Linked DNA regions of Homo sapiens: region 1 is linked to region 2. Evidence: chromatin contacts called from ENCODE Hi-C data. All regions are on one chromosome and are shown on one strand. Each heading gives the region's core, a stretch centred on a gene start or an enhancer-like site at or near the end of the contact. The rest is flanking DNA. Distances are from core to core; before and after follow the strand shown. Region 1 has its middle 57 kb from the start of TMC1. Region 2 has its middle 27 kb from the start of CEMIP2.

The links. A loop is a pair of places that touch in the nucleus more often than their neighbours do. Pooled maps may share reads with other maps.
Region 1: a map with no recorded cell type shows a loop between it and region 2 (3-fold over the local background). The contact joins two enhancer-like sites. A Hi-C loop is called at or near these places in 2 of 37 single-sample maps with no recorded cell type and 5 of 50 pooled maps.

The regions. Positions count from the first base shown.
Region 1 is chr9:72,462,697-72,467,070 of GRCh38, reverse strand. No RefSeq gene overlaps it. Among named protein-coding and RNA genes, the nearest start is that of TMC1, 57 kb to the left of the region's middle. Within about 2 kb of position 1,934, at least 3 of the 41 ENCODE cell types and tissues checked have a DNase peak (open chromatin) inside an H3K27ac peak, as active enhancers do.
Region 2 is chr9:71,793,944-71,797,782 of GRCh38, reverse strand. No RefSeq gene overlaps it. Among named protein-coding and RNA genes, the nearest start is that of CEMIP2, 27 kb to the right of the region's middle. RefSeq lists enhancers at 2,291-2,380, 2,917-3,465, 3,466-3,839. Within about 2 kb of position 2,247, at least 5 of the 41 ENCODE cell types and tissues checked have a DNase peak (open chromatin) inside an H3K27ac peak, as active enhancers do.

The DNA.
Region 1 (4,374 bases), core at 685-3,184, 670 kb before region 2:
CAAATAACCCAGGCGAAGGGGTTGGGAGGTCAGGAGTGTGATCATGGAATTTCCTTAATTCTGCAGGTAGAGCCTAGAGCCATTTCCATTTTAATCTGAAAGTAAGAAATATGCCATGCAGTTCATCACAGAGTGCAAAACACCTCCTACTTGTTAAATAGTTGGTTCTCCCCCTCTTGTTTTTCTTTTTTGGCTTCTAACACACTAAGCACACATATTTATTATATAAACCATAATGTTCATAATTGGGGTTTCACAAATATGTTGGCATTTTTTTCATCAATTATTTATTCAGTCAGCATCTGATAAAGAGAAACAGACAAACTACTGGGGCCCACCTACCCTGGAGTAGGTACTTAACATAATGAAGTCAGTTAAATTCTGCATTTAAGACATTAACAGTGAGCTGTGGCAATACAGCATAGTGAAGGCCTAACCCAGGCAGGAGCTTCCTAAAAGAGGTAACATTTGACTTGAATCCTGTTGCATGGGAAAGAGTTTACTCTTTCTTTCATATCCATTCTTTCAGTGAAGACACCACCAGCCAATGCAAGTCTCTACCAGAAGCATATCTGTGAATTCCCCTTCCCCTTATTCAGACAGGCACCATCTCAATCTCATCTTTCCTAGCTCTTCAAAACTCTTTTGACCCCATTTATTTCAAGTGCCACATTAAGGTAAGAGTTTCAGCTGGGACTGGAATTTCTTACTCAAGGTAGCAACCCATTCATCACCTTTAGTTCTTCTATCTCTTCCCAATTTCATGTACCTGCCCCCACCTCCCACAGAGTTAACCAGCCAGATCCACAGTGATGGGTCTCTTGAGCGAAACAGAAGAATCAAACATTTGTAGGTAGAGAAAGGGATCTGATAGGAAATACTTGTAGGTCTGTCACATTCCTGGAACCCATTCATTCTACCCTTTTTTATTATGACTGCTAAACAGTCACAATTTAACTCAACCCATATTCATTGAATATTCCTGGTAGATACTTTGGGCAGTGAAAGATGAGAAAGCTGGGAGCTATTAGAGTATAGTGGCTTAGAACATAGGCTCTGAAGCCAGGTTTAGGTTTAAATTCTAGATTATCCAACCCAGAGACTCTCACGTTTCCCGCCAACCTCCTTCCTCCAAACCAAGAAGGATGGGTCACTACACCACTGTTTAGGAGCTGCTACTTCTAATGAGAATGTAGCATACTCCTAACAGTGAAAAAATATATTAAGAACTGCTAAGATGATTCACCTAAAAGGCCCAATACATGCCTGGCACATTGTAAGTATAAACAAATGACTGCTTTAGGTAAAGGAAATATAAATAGAAAATGTGGGTGTGTAGCTGCTTTTTCCTGTCTGGGATTTACTGGCTAGTATGAGTGTCGTACACATGTTATACTAGTTACACACATTTAAGACTCATGTCTTCTTCATCCTTATGCAAAAACACTTTACTACAATACCAGTTAATGATTTCTCATTTATAAAACTGTTCCAAGTCTTGTACATCTCAAAAAGTTAATTTTCCTCTATTTTTTCCTTCTAAATTCCCCCAAGCTATTAATTTTCAATATGAAGTTGCCATAATTAAACTTTTTCTTAAAGAAGAAATAAACCTCTTTAGTCATGAGAACAGAGCTCAGTCCACATCAGAGGCAGTTATTGTGAATTCCTCCCTAAATTATTCAAACTGAGCATATGTCCAATTCAAACTGCTTTCACTCAAAAATGAAATCCTTACAGGACGATAGAGAGTAAACATGAGAAGTATACCCCTGCTATTTTTTGCCTCCCCTACAAATTGTTTCCATCCGTGTCTGAAGTGCCAGTCTGTTTTCATGAATTTTAATTAAAACTGGCACCAGATTGCTGCTGGGGATAAGGGTTGGACTGGGAGGGAATGGAAGCATTTTGACATCTGCCGAACTCCGGATAAGCTGTGAGGTTTGCACTTGAGATTGGCTTCCTGAATGCAAGGAGGAAGCTAGTGAGAGACCAGACTTTCTGGCCGGTCTAGTAGCAGACATCAACCTCTGAGGTTTTCTCGATGGACAAATACAAAAGGCATAACTTCTGCAGTATGCTGAAATTGACGGAGAAAAAAGAGAACTGCTAGAATCAGATATGAACTTGATCTAATGAAGAAATCCTATGACGTAATGAAGAAGAATTGAAGAGAGCTTTCGCCAATGCCAGTGGTACTGTTAGAGACTATGGTTGTTCCCAGACAGGAAAAATCTTGAAGAGATGTGACCTTTGAGATGTGAAATTACGTATCTCTTTTGGCCAGAAAAGACATAGAGGAGGCATCTGATTTAGCAAAACTTGTAGTATGAAAGTTGCCTCTTTGCAGCTCAACAAATACCAAATACATTTACATTGTTGGGGCAGAATAGAATTTTTTCTTAAAAGAATTCACTTCTTGCCCTGACATAAAGTAAACAAAGTCAATATCATTAAAGTCAGTCCTCCCTTGACACCAGGAAAACTGTGCCATCCCCAAACATACCCAGCATCTGTGAAATCTGTAATCATACAATGATTTCCCCAGAACAAAAGCAAATAGACAGTAGCAAGGGTGTTAGTTAGCTAGATGGCTATGGAAGGTACTGCACAAAGCAAATTTAATCAATAATAGCTCTAGTATTTAAATAGCCAGAAATAAGGATAAACAATATGAATGTGGAAAATGTAAATATACAAGCAAGCATGTGCCAATATGAAATACGCATGGCTACAGAAGTGCATGTAGAGGAGTAATGGTGATTTGTGTCACTCTGCCCAGGCCTTCAGCAGGTCAAGGGGAGTTCAGTCAAAGGAAAGGTCAGGCAGCAATAAATCCAAGATATCCCAGTAGGAAGGTTGCATCCATACATCATTGTCTAAATCAGTGGCTTCTAAATTTTTTGACCTATCCACCTATAAGTAAAACAAAATTTAAGCATACACTTTCAATTTGTGTGTGTGTGTGTGTGTATATATATGCACACACATGTACTATACATAGTATATACATGTGTGTAGTATTATGTGATAGTATATGCATGTACTATTATACTAGCATATAATATAGATAAAAATATACAAAGAGACAATTTTTAAATTTTTATTTCAGGTTTGAGGATACATATAAAGGCTTGTTACATATATAAACACATGTCATGGGGGTTTATTGTACACATTATTTCATGACCCAGATATTAAGTCCAGTACCCAGTAGTTGTCGTTTCTGCTCCTCTCCTTCCTCCCACCCTCCCTCTCAAGTACACCCCAGTGTCTGTTGTTTCCTTCTTTGTGTTCATAGGTTTTTATCATTTAGCTCCCATTTATAAGTGAGAACATGTGATATTTGGTTTTCTGTTCCAAAATAGACATTTTTAAAGGATGAAATCAAGATAACCCAGTGGTTTGTTTTACTTCTATCTTATTAATTTACAAAGACATCTTTCTGTTTTCACTTTTAAAAATCATTAAGACTACTAAAATGTGTAAACAGTGTGATTTAATATACTTAATTATGTTTTAAAATCTTTGTGATTCAGTCTGGCATTATGTTTATTATTTCTGGATTTAATCTTAATGATTGTCATAACAAAAAAGTTAATTCCTAATGATACAAGGATGTGATAAAAAAAAAAGACCTCATTATCTTGCCTACTAAATCATGGTACTTATTTTTTAATGTAATCCTCCAATTATGCAAAAGTTTTTGTTTAAAGTTGACACAGTATTCAACTAGGGTGAGGCCTACAATGATAGAGGTAGTAAATCCATATTTCATAATTCTCTTGATCATTTCAAAATTCATTAGAATGTATAAATTCATCTTTTACCTCTTCTTTGGCTGCTGAATAACTAGTTCCATAGGATTAAGGGAACTTTCAACTCTGCCACTTTTTTCCATTATCAAGCAGTGCATTAATTATTATCTTCAATCTTAGACACTTTTGCAGGAATCTTTTATATCTATTTGTCTATTTTGTGAAGTCAGTAATGAAATCCCTAAATCCACTTAGCCAGGTATATGCAAACTTCAGTATGTGTTAACACAATGAAATCAAGCAAAAGAGAACTCTATAGCCAATTCTTTGGGGTTGGATTCACAGACTACTGCCAATCTGTGTATTAAATATTAGTAAAGCTTAATTTCTTCTCTCTACATATTAATGTAAAACCATAAATTATAATATCTTTCTCCACACATCAACGAATGGTCTTCTTCACACCCTGGTGAGCATGTCCTCCACTTGAATGTCTCTCCATAAAAAGCCTGTCTTCTTTCTCCCTGCAGAGTAGGTGAATGCGTGTTTTATGGCCCATGGATTAGTTCTGGGGGTGGAGTTACAGGTTAACAATTGCTTAACATTTCCCATGATT
Region 2 (3,839 bases), core at 998-3,497:
CTGAGTTGCACAGTAGTTCCTTCGCAATGCTGAAGTGGGTAGAGTAGACCAATTTATTGATTTATTTTTAGACAACATGTTTATCTTTTTGTATTTGTGCTTTAATACAGTTAAGAGAGCCAATAAATAGTTGTCATGGGTAGCCTGGTTTTAGGTCTAAAAGTCTCACAGATACACATATCTTATCTCTTGATTCATTTTGACCTGATAGCCATGTCAGGGATTTTTTCCCATGTGAAGCTACTGAAGTGAAAATAGCTGTATATCCTGTAGACACTTGGAGGGCTGTGATTCAGGGGAAGAATCTTCCCATTTCCTCCTATGAAGAGATGGAAAGAGGAAGGCTTGCATCTCATACAGAAGCTTTGATGGATTACTCATCTCGTGCTTTCCTTGGTGTCTGTCCTTGGGACATTTTTTCACATCAGGTCAAAGTCAAAACCAACAATCACACAAAGAAACTAACAGAGACAACTACATAGATGAACATCCTTACTTTTCCTTTATAAATCTTTTAGAAATGAAAAATACTGAGATTATAAACCACCATCCCCAGTAAAAATTCTCAGCACTGAGGCCCTAATGGGCTTCCCTTTGATGCAGGGCAGGTAAGCCCCAAAGCTGGGGCTTAGCCAGCGAGAGTTCTTGCCTTGCCTTTGCCCAGGAAAGAATTCAAGAGCCAGCTGGTCATGTTAGAAAGCACCTTTTTTTTTTTTTTTTTTTGAGACAGAGTCTCAAAGGCTTGGGTGCAGTGGCATGGTCACAGCTCACTACAGCCTCAACCTCCCAGGCTCAAGTGATCCTCCTACCTCAGCCTCCTGAGTAGCTGGGACCACAGGTGCATGCCACCATGGCTGGCTAATTTTTGTATTTTTAGTTGGGACAGTATTTTGCCATGTTGCCCAGGCTGGTCTCAAACTCCTGGGCTCAAGTGATCCGCCCACGTCAACCTCTCAAATTGCTGGGATTACAGGCATGAGCCACTGCGCCTGGCCTAGACAGCAACTTTTATTGAAGCAGCAGTGTACAGCAGCAGCAGAGGTACTGGTTCTGTGGAGAAGGCCACCCCACAGGCAGTGTGCCCAGAGTGGCAGCTCAGAGGCAGTTCTGCAGTCATAGTTATACCCACTTTAAATTACATGCAAATCAAGGGGTGGATTATGCAGAAATTTCTAGAAAAAGAGTGGTAACTTCTGAGTCATTGGGTCATTGCCATGGAAAGGGGCAGAAATCTCTGGGTGTTGCCATGGCAATGGTAAACTGACATGGCACTCTTGTGGGCATGTCTTACAGAGAGGTATTTTTATCTCTTCCCTGTTTTAGCTAGTCCTCAATCTGGTCCAGTTTCTGAGCATCACCTCCAGAGTCCCACCTCCTATCTCACCTTGTAGACAACATTTCACATGTGTTGTCACAACTCATTGCTGGAGGAATCAAGCATGTCCTTTGGGACTCTACTGGGAGGGGACTGTACTGGGAGGGGACCGTACTGGGAGATGGCTCTTGGAAGCTTGTGCTTGGTTACTTCTGGACCTCGCCCATGTGCCTTTTCCCTTTGCTAATTTTTCTTTGCATCTATTTACTGTAATAAATTTTAGCCATGAATGTCATTATATTTAGATTTCTAGCAAATCACTAACCTGGGAGTGGTCCTGTAGATCCCTGACACAGCCTCCTTTACTAGATTTTTCTAAGTATTAAGTGTGATTATATTGGCATTATATTATAATAATAAGTAATTAATAATAAACACTAATAAATGAAAGATAGCAAAATTACCTTATGATAACATGGAAAACTTGAGTCATATGCTAAAGGACATGAGATGGAAAAAGAGCATTAGCCAAGCCTGAAATTTTCTGCACATTTTCCAAAGTGGATTTTTAAAAAATAACCGCAAATAAGTGCAGAGCTTTTTTTTACACTAGAACAATTAGGATGCCTTATTATTGTCTGAACTCTTCTGCTTGCTTGAGTCAATGAAAACTTTACACATATTGGCTAGATATATTCTCAGATATCTTCTGCATGTAAGCAAAGGGGAGAAATATTGTGCCGTTCTGAGCCTTTGAGAAAATTTGCCTTACCCACTTCCTGTGTTTAAAGAAAGGCAATGTATTAATATCTGGCAAGAGCACATTTGAGATCGAGACAAGAAGACAACAGGATGTACTTTCTTCTTGTCAAGATAGAACTTCATGCCTGGCTAATCAACTAGAAAGTCTGATTTTTGCATGCCTCAGGAAAAAGCAATCATAGGTGGTTTTGAGAGGAGGGTTCTCTAGTGTTTCCTTCCCTCAGAGCCGAGATCTTACATGTAAATTGATGCACTTCTTCCTGGGGCATCCAGCTTTCAACCACCTTCACATTATGTTTAGCAAAAATAGATGAAAATTTGTAGCCATGTGCATATTTTGATTACTGCTCCCGCTCATATACTCAGTGACATGAAAGACTGCCAAGCTTACATAGGACCTAGCGCAAGAAAAGGCTCCGCAGCAGGTCTGGGCCCTGTCGCTTGGGCCATATGATCCTGCAGATACACTTGCATTGGAGGTATCAGTTATGAGAAAAGATGCTATGTGTTCAGTGTGCAGATAGGTAGATTAAAAAGAGAGAAAGATGCTATATGGGTTTTGTGGCAAGTGCCAGTGGAAGAATCACAACTCAAGGCCTTGGGAATCTGGAGCAAGGCTATGCCATCTCTGGTGGAGAATCACATGCCTTTGGAAAAACTACTCCTACCATGCTACAAGGCTCTGGTAGAGACAGAAAGCCTGCCAATGGTTGCCAAGTGACCAGGCAGTGAAACTTCTCATTGTGATCTGGGGCAAATCAACCAAGTTATAAGATAAGGGGACACCAGCAGGAATTCATCCTAAAATGAAGGTGCTGCCGGACTGAAGAGAAGCAGGACCAGAGGGCAGAAGTAAGCTGCATGAGCAGCAGCGCAGACTGCCAATGTACCTACCACTGTTTTCCCATTGCTGCGCCCTCATAGCTGAATGGGGGATTCTTCATTGCAAGTTGAAAAAAGAGAAATTTGAGCTTGCTTTGTAGATTGCTCTGCCCTATGTATGAGTGCAAGCTGGAAGTGGATGGTAGCTTCTCCACAGTCTGCTCAAAGGTGGTCTTGAGAGACAGTGGCAGGGGAAAATCCTCCCAATAGGCAGTGCTTTGAGGAGGGCACTTGGCTAACCACTTTGTGTGGAAAGAGAAGTAGCTTGAGGTTAGGATATATACAAACTCATGAGCAATGGCAAATGGTCTGGTCAGCTGATTTGGGACTTGGAGGGAAAAAGATTGGAGGTCTAGGGGAGAGGGATGTGGATAGACATACGGGAATGAGCATAAAGTGCATAAAATGTGAACATCCACCAGAGAGCACCCTCAAAAGAGTCACTAAAAACCAAGTAGCCAAAATGTCCTAGCCAGTTGACTGACAGACATCTCTGTCATTGGCCACCCCAGTGTTGGCATGATAGACACACGAATCAAGTGACCGTGGTAGCAGAGATTGAGGTCACTCATGGAACAAGCATTGTGGATTCCCATTTACCAAGACTGCCACTACAAAACGTGCAGCTGCCAGCAACAGAGACTAGGGAAGAAGTTGACTACATTGGGCCCCTTTCATTCTGGAAGGGCCAGCAGTTCATTCTCAAGAATAGAAACATTTTCTGTGTCTGGATTTGCCTTTTCCTGAATTCTGGGCCTCAGGCAGAGCCGCTGTGGTCTGTATCTCAGGACAGGGCTCCCAGGCCAATGCATTCTTCCTTGTTCACTGCATTCTTTCCTGGCCAATGCATTCTTCCCAGGCCAGTGCATTCTTCCCAGTT